2 separate regions of the Homo sapiens genome follow, and region 2 is linked to region 1. The links are chromatin loops, found by intact Hi-C in ENCODE. Cell type or tissue: PC-3. All regions are shown on one strand. Each heading gives the region's core, and the rest is flanking DNA. Links, peaks and the distances in the headings are about the cores only.

Evidence for each region. A loop is a pair of places that touch in the nucleus more often than their neighbours do. Peaks named below come from ENCODE experiments on the same cell type or tissue, not always from the same donor. Only the 100,000 strongest peaks of a DNase experiment are listed, where the experiment ranks them.
Region 2: it touches region 1 in a loop (2.8-fold over the local background); 1 of 110 quality-filtered maps calls a loop at or near these places.

Annotation. Positions count from the first base shown.
Region 1 is chr4:158,522,174-158,527,558 of GRCh38, reverse strand. The region is part of intron 1 of RXFP1 (relaxin family peptide receptor 1); the gene reads right to left. The region is part of intron 3 of RXFP1-AS1 (RXFP1 antisense RNA 1); the gene reads left to right. Among named protein-coding and RNA genes, the nearest start is that of RXFP1, 3.0 kb to the right of the region's middle. In PC-3, for the core only: no CTCF peak of the experiment used is centred there; a DNase peak (open chromatin) is centred at 3,228; H3K27ac peaks cover 1,842 bases.
Region 2 is chr4:158,570,173-158,575,557 of GRCh38, reverse strand. It overlaps RXFP1 (relaxin family peptide receptor 1), which reads right to left. Exons shown (of 18, transcript NM_021634.4): 2 at 2,723-2,860. Among named protein-coding and RNA genes, the nearest start is that of RXFP1-AS1, 8.2 kb to the right of the region's middle. In PC-3, for the core only: no CTCF peak of the experiment used is centred there; no DNase peak of the experiment used is centred there.

The sequences.
Region 1 (5,385 bases), core at 263-5,262:
TTTTTTGGAGCGGGGGAGATGGAGTCTCACTCTTGTCACCTAGTCTGGAGTGCAGTGGCATGATCTTGGCTGATTGCAACCTTTGCCTCCTGGGTTCAAGCGATTCTCCAGCCTCAGCCACCTGAGTAGCTGGGATTACAGACGCCCACCACCACGCCCGGCTAACTTCTGTATTTTTAGTAGAGACGGGGTTTCGCCATGTTGGCCAGGCTGGTCTTGAACTCCTGACCTCAAATGATCCTCCTGCCTCGGCCTCCCAAAGTGCTGGGATTACAGGCGTGAGCCACCATGCCTGGCCAACTATATGTTTTAATCAATGGAATAACTCATATAATTATATGGCCTCTTAGTTCAAGTGGATACTCAATCCTCTAACAAAAAAATTATTTAAAATCTCAACAGCTTTTTGTTTTTTTAAGTGTGAATCTTACTATTAAAGAATGTATCAGATTATCTGCTGTTTCATTTGTAGCTAATCATGTGGGTAACATTTTGGTTCAACTGAGCACCCTGTCTAAATGTAGACCTAGGACTGCATTTGGAAACAGGAGCTAAGGAGACAGAGCTGTGTCCATCTGCATAGGAACTCAATGAGAACTTGAGTTCCTGGAGCAACATGGGAGGAGGAGTTGAGGAAGAATGATGGGGAGAGAGAGGTGGAGAGAGTTGCTGGCACAATGGCCAGAGGCAAGGGCTCCAGGTGGCCTAGACCAGCTGGTGAAAAGTCCCAAGAGTACCGTTCCCAAAGATTAACTCTCAGAAATTTTTTGAAAACATTGATTTCCAAAAGGCATATTCATTATCATAAAATATTGAAGAAATAAGGAGACCCAGTTAATTTAGGTAGTATTGAAATAATTATAAAATGAATCTATTTAACAACAAATCTAATAATATCCAGGTTGCTATAAAATACAGTTATTTAGTAGGAAAATACCAAGTTCTAACATGAACAACATGATATCTCACTTTACACTGTCCTTTTTCCATTTGACATTTATTTTTGTTGTGATAGAGAACAAAACCTAAATTTGAAATATTCACAACTTGCCCCTGCTTATCTCCAAAGAAGGAAAGAGCTTTTGGTTTAGTGTTGGGTCCTTGTTGCTCTGATCACAGAAATAGATGAAGCTGTAGAATTTAAAAAGATGAAAGAGTATGGGATCACTACACATAGGCAGGAAATAGAGCTGTTGGGGTTGTGGGGCTAATAAAATATCCAGGAGGAGGGAGAGGTAAACTAATGTAGGAATTAAGTCAATATTTATTGGCACTTGCTGTATGTATAGCTAAGTTTCATGTGCTGCAAACAAAAGTGCTTTCTATATATTCAAATTATTTACATATACTAATTCATCAGTTGTTGGTGTACACTGAGGAATGTATACAAAGCAGATAGCACCAGCTCATTAGAGGAGATATATAAACGCCTAGCATGGATTTGTTAAACTTGCCTTGGATGGGGAGGCCCTCACCGTAGGTGGTGGAAGCCCTGGATTTACCAGCTCTGAGACCTTGGGCTGGCTAATATTTCTTTATGGATTAATATCTAAAATAGAGAAAGATCTAACTTGCTTGAAGGCCAGTGAGCTAGGTCAGGGGTCTGTTAAGGTCACTTTAAATTCTATATTATAATTTAAGAAAGTGTTAGAATTGAATCATGTTTAATAGCATAGGCTTTTTAAGGAGATAGACTTGGATTCAAATCTCCTTTGTAACATTACTAAGAAGTGGTGCCAGGAATGCTACCAAATATTTCTCATTCTCTGTTTCCTATTTTGTAAAGCAAGAATATCTCATAGGGTTATTATAGGAATAAAATAAGATCATGTTTGTAAAGCACTTACATTGTTCCTCATCCATGGAGACCTCTCAATAAATGGGAAATAGAAAAACAACTACACCCATAAATATAAGGATTGAAATCAAATGGTCTAAATGCTTACAGTTTTTCAGACAGAAAGTTAAACCTAACTAGAATACTCAACTCCAGGCATTTTAGTTTAACAAGTTTGTACTAATGTGTGAAATTGTACTTGAAAGACTATTTAGTTCATAAACATAATAATTTCCCTTTATGTAGATCAGGGTGCATTTGCACAGATTCATTAATTTTCCTTCCATTTGAAACTTAAAAATATGATTCAAAATATGTAGTAAAAACAACACAAAATTGTCAGCAGCCTCCACAATATAAGGTGGTGAGAAGTTATTTAATTGGTACCACGCATGTTACCCTAAAAGTCCTGACTTGACCACGATGCAATCTAGGCATGTACCAAATTGCACTCATGCCCCATAAATTTATACAAATTAAAAAAAAAACCCAACCCCCCCCCGCCAAAGTATAAGGTGGGACACAGTATACCTCTGTGGTCTGCATATTGGTATGTTTATTCTCCCATCTTTTGGAATTGGATAAATATGCGAACATTCTCTTTTTCCACGTACTAACCAAGCTAATGGTCTGTTCTGGAATTGTCTCTTCCTTTTCTCTTCTTCATAGTTACAGAAAAAATCTGTTACAAGTTATGCCAGTGCTGGGATCCAAAGCAAAGGCCAGGTAGCCTGGTAAGTGTCTCTAGGAGTCTGAAAGAGAAGACCTTACTAAGCTGGGCCGGTCCTTGGCAAAATACTAAAGTGGATCAAGCTTATGTTTGAACTCCTTCTATTTCCTATATCTTCACTTGTTTCCTGCCTATCTAAAACATTAAAAGAATTGTTTTGCTTAGTGATATCATTTAAGAAATAATACAGCATTTTCTGATAAGAACTTATAATACAAGTTGTCCTGGGGATTGTTTTTTAACCACGGATTTTGAAATATATACTTACAAGAAGTTGAAAAAATAGTATAGAGAGGTCCCATACACCTTTCACCCAGCTTTCCTTAATCTTACATAAATTTAGTACATTACAAAACTAAAAAATTAACATTGGCACAATACAATTAATTAGACTATGGACAGAAGGATTTTTAAAGAATGAAAAATTCTCAAGGCTAAAAGGAAATCTTTTCTAAGTCTTAATGTCACCTCTGTTTGTGTGGACCTCAATTTTTGCACTTGTCTTATTGAATTGAATTCTAGATCAACGTGCCGTCTTCTCCATCCTATCCCTTTAGAGCAGGGACCATGCTTACTTTAACAAGGTAGGTGAATAAAGCATGGTCACTGCTCTGGCATGCATAGGTATTTTTGGTTGAAAGGATGACTAATAGTTGCTTACGTCTGTAACGGGCTTTATAGTTTTCAAAGCCCATTTATACACATTATGGCTACTGAGAATTATCATGGTCTAGGGGAGAGAGCACGGGCTCTGAAAGCATTCCAATCTTGGCATTTATTAGCTGGAGTCTTGTGACAAGGCACTGAATGTCCTACCTCGTGTGCTTAATTGTATCCACATAATAGAGTTGTTGTGAAGATTCAGGAAGTAATTTTTGTAATAAAGAATGGAACACAGGGTTTCTGAAAGGTAGACAGGGTAAAGGATTTGATTGCCATTTCACATGCTCAGAAGAGGTAAATCATTTGCTGAAAACCACAGAACCGGTACATGGTAGTGCAGCTAAGCGTCTTAGGTTAGGTGTCTTCCATGATATCACATCGCCTTTCCCGTTACAGGAAAGTGGATATAAAAACAAAACAAAACAAAGAAAACACACAAAGAAACAACAACCATGGGGCATTTACAGAGGTTTAAGAATTTGTCCTTATGTGTGGCTGTTGATTTCCATTGCTATGTGCCCAGGAAATTCTCACTTAGGTGGGGCCTGGGTGAGGGGCTAAACTCAAGGTGAGCCACGGCTGTGGGTGCTATTTCAGGGCGTCCCTGACAAGTGTTCCCCCACCCTAACATGCAGTTAATACCATGTAGCGAGGAATTGCCTTGCCAAACTTTGCTGCAAATGTTTATGCCCTCATTTCCTGGGGAAGGCGTGGAAGGATGAGAACTTGGAGCTCTCAACTTACACTACACTCCCAAATTTTCTTTTGAATCAAAAGAGAAGTTAAATTTAAAGAGACAGAGGGTTTTGGCATCATCATCACCACCATCATTATTATTTTCTGCTCATGAAAATAATTTATTAACAAAAGGGTACAGGTAAACATGGAATTTTTTTCCTAACCTGAAATGACTGGTAACACAGTGGCCAAAGTTGCTTCCCAACCTGCCCTAAACACCTTTTATATACCCTTAAATTCTTCATACTAGAAAGACTATTTTGGAAATATTCCTCTGGCTTATTTAATCTATTCATTTCATTGAAATGGAATAGGGATGGTAAAATATGGCATTAATTTTTGAAGCTGTTGGCCACAAATGTCAAAAGCTCTGGTAGTTTAAACATGCAATTATAATTAGAAACATTACATTTTTTATGGTGGTTTGCAATTTATTGTTTTCCCTTCAGTTAAAAAATAGGACTGTCAGTAATCAAGATTAGAGATGGAGAAGGCTAGGACTAGAATATTTCCCCAGGATTCTGAATAGTTTCTGTGGTTTTGATGCTGTCCTTTAACTTTAGATGCGATGGAGCAGAGGGAAGGAGGAAAGAAGGAGGAAAAGGAAGATATAATCACTTTGACATATTACAATTGGGAGAGTCAGGATTGAAAGTTACCCTGAGACATTCCTTAATAGAAGAGCTCAGAGTTAACAAAACTTATGCAAACTTTTAAGAGACACAGGACTATAAAAAGGCTTGTTAATTTCTAAATTAGTAAAAGCCCACATTCCCGGAATCATAAAGTATTAAAGATACCCAGAAAGTTTTGTTCTTGGTTTGGCTTTGACTTTTTCATCATTTATTACCTAAGAAACAAAAACACTTTATTTCTGTCTACATACTATAATTCAAATGGAGCTTAACACACAACAACTGTTTCCCTTGAATTTAAAAAAGATTTTCTGAAAAATAAACCATAGCACACACAGAGAAAACAAAATTTGTCATTATAGTAAAAATAACATGCCCATTTGGAGCTTCTTTTGTGCCTATGTTTTTCATTGCTTTGTGCTTTCCCTTGTTTTTCTTTCAAGGAACAGTGATAAACCTTGCTAAATAAAAAGAGTTTTATGAATGCATCTCCCTGCCCAGAAGCACACCTATGATAGCAAATGACAAAGAATAAGGGCGACAGAGCATTACAACTATACAGAAACTGGCACAAATGTGAGAACTTTCCTAGGAGTTTTCAATGAATATATTCCTTGAATACAGTTTAAGAATTACTACTCTTTAAATATTATAATGTTGCTTAAAATATCAATTATATGAATTGGTTATTATGAAGCCTAGGTTTACACGGCACATCAGTCTCGCTTCACTATTGACTATGATAAGATATTATGGTCTTTAATACAAATACCAGACATATA
Region 2 (5,385 bases), core at 240-5,239, 48 kb before region 1:
TGACCTCACGTATTCCTAATTACATCCCCCAAATCCCATCTCCAAATCCTATCACACTGGGGGATAGGGCTTCAACATATAAACTTTATGGGGGACACAAGCATTCAGTCCAAAGCACCTGTACTCTGCTAAGCATCTCGGATACATTATCTCATGGAATCCTGTTAACAACCCATGAACATGGATACTCTTATTATTCCTGTTTTATAGAAAAGAAAACAAGCCATTTTTTGCCTCCCTTTATAGCTAGAGTTTAACTCTGATTTCTAAACTTCTCTCTGAAACCCCAATGCCCTATTGCCTCTGTCTAAATGTGCTTTTTGGTGAATCCTGAGAAACTTGCATGATTTTAAGGATTATTACTGTAAGGATTGCTACTTTTGCTACTTGGCCTCTTTAAACTTAGCACTAAAGCTAGAGTTCCCAAGCTTTTTTTCCACTGAGAAGCTACATTTGCTGGTAAATTTGCTACTCCCACCACGTTCCTTTCCTGCTTCCAGCTGCCATTTTAATTGGAGTGAAGTTTTCCTGTTGCTCTGTCTAGAACTCTCTATTTGAACTGCCAGCAGGTCGACGGGGAACTGACTAGCAGTGGGCAAAACACTGTTTCATCTAATTAAAAAATTATGTAATATTAATTTATTTTAACAAGACGTTGTTTTTTTTAAATAAATGAAAACGTATTTATAGCCATCCAAATCAAATACAATTGCAGCTTAAGCTCACTAGTTTAGATAGTGTGGTTATACTTGAGTTACTGCCATCACATAGAAATAGTGTTTCAAACTAAGAAGTGGCAAAAATAAAATCAGATCAAGTTATAAAAATTTAAAAGTTTATTATCATACAGTAAGAGAAAGTACAGCTCGATATCAGGGAGATTTCAGCCCAGGCAGTAAGAAAGCTCAGAGGCATGTATTATAGGATTGCTCATAAAGTGAAAATGAGGAATTTCTTCAACCTTTTCCATGACTGGTTATTACAACGGGGTTTCCAGGTGATAGCGGACTGGTTAAAAGTGATTTACCTTATACCACTTTAGAAAGACAATTTAAGTTTTGTTTGTGATTATCAGAGGCATTTACAAGAAACAACCTAAGTTTCAGTTACATTCAAGAAATTAGCTCAGTTAAGGTCTGCTTGTGTGACCTAGCTGATTTTTTTCAAGTAGGAGGATTTTCAAGCCAGGTGTTCATCTTATTTTATGTTAACGGAAACTTAATTCCTTCAAGGTGGTTTCTTAAAAAGCCTGAAATACTTGGGGGAGTGATCACAGCAAGGCCTCATTAGCATATATTATTTATGTGACACTTTGCATAATAGCATTGTTATGCATCTTTTAGTCCTCCCAAAATAGTACCTTATTTCTTGACAGGTGAGAAATCTTACTACTTTACATTATTAACCGAAGTTTATTTTCCCAGTGACTCAGATCCAAACAATTCAGGTTCTAACTTTGTATTTTCAAGGCTTCAGAAGTTTGAACAAAATTCTAACTGAAAGCTATTTTCCCATATTCAAATTGGCCAGAAGCCCTACTTACTGGCTTTATAAATCCAGAGGTATGGTTGTTGGTTAAGTAGGAAGTAAGTTGTATTTACATATTGTTTGTTTTGTCTCTTTTAGAAGAACTCACTTTTCGTCCCAAAAGATAAGAAAGGGCAACAGCATCCAACACCTGGACAGCACCTCCTAGATGTCCAGTACTCTTCTAATTCTGTACCCTTAATCTTCCTGAATTCTTAGAGTATAGGCACAATTACCATGCCCTTTTATGAAATGAGGAAACTGAGGTACAGAGAGGCTAGGAAATGTTCTCAAGCTTACATAATTGCTTATCGTCATACCCAGGTTCAAACTTGGGCAGTCTGGCTCCAGAGCCCGTATTCTCAATTTCAACCGTATTCTGCCTCTAACACCTTACTTGGGCAGGTTTGTTGGGTTAAAACAAGGGTGTCCAGTCTTTGGGCTTCCCTGGACCACATTGGAAGAAGAGTTGTCTTGGGCCACACATAAAATACACTTACATTAATGATAGCTGATGAGCTTAAAAAAAAAATCACAAAAAAAATCTAATGCTTTCAAAATCCTTATGAATTTGTGTTGGGCTGCGTTCAAAGCCATCCCGGGCCGCATGCAGCCTGCAGGCTGCGGGTTGGACAATCTTGGTTAAAACTTACTCTGTGAGCAACCACCACTCGCCTGGAATATTGGCTGTGATACCATTACATGGAAACGAGTGGATATTAAGGGTGGGCACGGTGGCTCATGCCTGTAATCCCGGCACTATGGGAGGAAGAGGTGGGTGGATCACGAGGTTAGGAGATTGAGACCATCCTGGCTAACACGGTGAAACCCTGTCTTTACTAAAAATACAAAAAATTAGCCGGGCGTGATGGTGGGCACCTGTAGTCCCAGCTACTCGGGAGGCTGAGGCAGGAGAATCACTTGAACCCAGGAGGCAGAGGTTGCAGTGAGCCGAGATCACGCCACTGCACTCCAGACTGGCAACAGAGCGAGACTCCGTCTCAAAAAAAAACAAAAACAAGAAAAGAAAAGAGTGGATATTTTAAGCTACTGAAATAAGTGTAAGATTTCCTTAAGCAACATATGTTTTGTATTTCAATTTAGTTTTGTCTTTTTGTTGAGAGAAGTCTCAGCGACTTCACCTTCAGTCCTTTCTGCTCCTTTCTCTCACCGTGACTGCAGGGGCTTCACTCACCACAGTTGTCCTCATCGGCCTGATTCCCGCAGTCGTCCACACCGTTACAGTGCAGGAGCTGAGGCAAGCACTTTGTGATGTTCCCACAGGGGAAATAGCCAAGGGAGCACTTGACATCCTGTCCACCCCCATGAGAAACTGAGGAAAAGGGGAGAAGACACAAAGTTTGAAGGTGGTTAATACAAAGGCGTGGCAAAGAGCAGTTTCTCCCTGATATTTTATAATCATTTGTCTTTCTCATCATGGTTTCTACATACAACCCTGATGCCAGTTATTTTCTAGGAACCTTCACCTCTTAGGACGTTCTTTCCATGATTCCAGAAGATGCCAACATTTTCCTCTTTGCCTTTGTTCATGCTGTTTCCCACCCGGAGTGCCTCTCCATTCCTCTCTTCTATGAAACGTCTGCCCATACTTCACAGTTCAATCCAATTACCGTCTTCTACAAACAATTTTCAGCCAATAATTTTAAAAACAGGAATTTGTTGTATTCTTACTATGGGCTCAGAATCAAGGCTGGTCTGGTATTGAAACGACTTCATTGTCTGTGGAAAACCTGTGGTTCATTGTCTCACCCTGAGATGATTAAGTACACGGGCACACACGTGGAGTAGGTTAAGGAGAGGAAAGTTTAATAGACAAAAAAGAAGAGAGAAAAAGTTTCCTCATGATGAGAAAGCCGGTGGCCCAAGAGAGGGTTTCCGGGTTTTGGGGCAGAACACGATTGATTTTGTACAGAGGCTTGAGGAGGCGGTGATTGATTTACATAGAGCCCAGGGGATTGGTTTCACCAGGTGTGTCATTTACATAGCCTGCAAAAAGACCTAAAAGACTGGCCCTCCCACCCTAATCTTTTATTATGCAAATGTGGCTTCTACCTGGCTGTCACCCTGACACCTGCACACATGGCTTTACCTGGCCAGTGCTGTGATACCCACACACATGGTGATAAGGAAAAGGGAGCGGGAATCGCCACATTGAATGTATCTGGCTTCCAGGTACAGCTGCTGACATTTACATACGAAAGCTTCCAGCTTGCATATCTGTGCTTGCAGCTTGACTTTTCAGGCTGCTTCTGTTAGAAAAGAAATGGTTTGGGGCTGCTTTTTATTAAAGGAAAATTCCACCGAGGACTGTTTTACCATTTCTTATTTTTTTTTCTTTTTTCTTTTTGAGACAGAGTTTCACTCTTGTCGCCCAGGCTGGAGTGCCACGGCACAATCTTGGCTCACTGCAACCTCCGCCTCCCAGGTTCAAGTGATTCTTCTGCCTCAGCCTCCTGAGTAGCTGAGATTACAGGCATGCACCACCACGCCTAATTTTATATTTTCAGTAGAGACGAGGTTTTACCATGTTGGTCAGGCTGGTCTTGAACTCCTGACCTCAGGTGATCCGCCCATCTCGGCCTCCCAAAGTGCTGGGATTACAAGTGTGAGCCACCGCGCCCAGCCTCTTTTACCCTAACTGCCTAAAATAATTTCTTAATAACTCCTGTATTAGTATTGGAGAAACAAGAAGACATAGAGGATAACAGGAAAGCAGGTGCCATGTGATCATTTCTATATTGGATAGTTGCTAAGTGTAAGGCCCTGTGCAAGATTTTATGCATGCATCATTGAATGAAACAGAGTTCCTGCCCTAGGGGAGGTTACCATCTCCCAGGGAGGATACATTGAACAAGTTAATAAATATTTACAATTTATGGAGAGGTCCAAAAAGAAAGAAAACAGGTGATGTAATGGAAAATAACTGTGTGCTGGTGCTTTGTACAAGGGGTAGTTAGAGGGAGGCCGCTGTAAAATGGTGTCATTTAAGCTGAGATCTGGAGGAAGAAAAGGAAATCACCCATGAGAGTAGGGGAGGTAGGAGTGGGGAAGTGGTGGTGGTAGTTAAAGTGGTGAGGAAGAGGCTTCAGGCTGAGGATTACGGAACTCTGGGAGGGTTGTGGTGATGGAGCCCAGTGAGCAGGGACAAGTGACATGAGCTGAGGTTGATGAGGTAGAGAAGTATCCTTGGGCAAAGGGAAGAAGTTTGGGTTTTATTTAAAATGCAAAGGGGAATCAATGAAGAATTTGAAGCCAAGGGGCCAATTAGGAAACAGGTATGTTTTGGTCATATAATTCTGGCTACTGGGATGGAGTGCCATTGGGTAGGAGACTTGAGGGGAGGGTAGGAGGGAAAGCTGGGCTGCTGATTAGGAAACTTTGCAGTGCTCCAGGTAATAGACAAATGAGGCTTAGTCTAGAATGGCGCCAGTGGAGAGGAGAGAAGTGAACATATTTGACATGTAATTTAGGGGTAGAATGGAAATGGACAGAATGTTCTGAATTGGCTTGACCAGCTGGAAGCATGGCAGTGCCACCACTGAGACTCTCTGGGGGAAAGGTAGGGTGCAAGAATAAAGATAGCTCATTTGCCTTCATTTCCATCCTTACCCAAGAGCTTCACCATGTGAGTTTTCTAACTCAGCTCAATACTTTCTCACTCACTTCAACACTTTCAAACTCCATCTTCAATCCAGAAGTCCCATTCTGGTTTTTTATACCTTCCCCGATTCCTGGAACTCCTTCTCCATCACTACCATTCCCCCTCGTCACTATCACTTCCTCCTGAAATTTGGGCTCCAGCCTTGTTGGAATTCCTGACTCAGACTTTATTGGCTT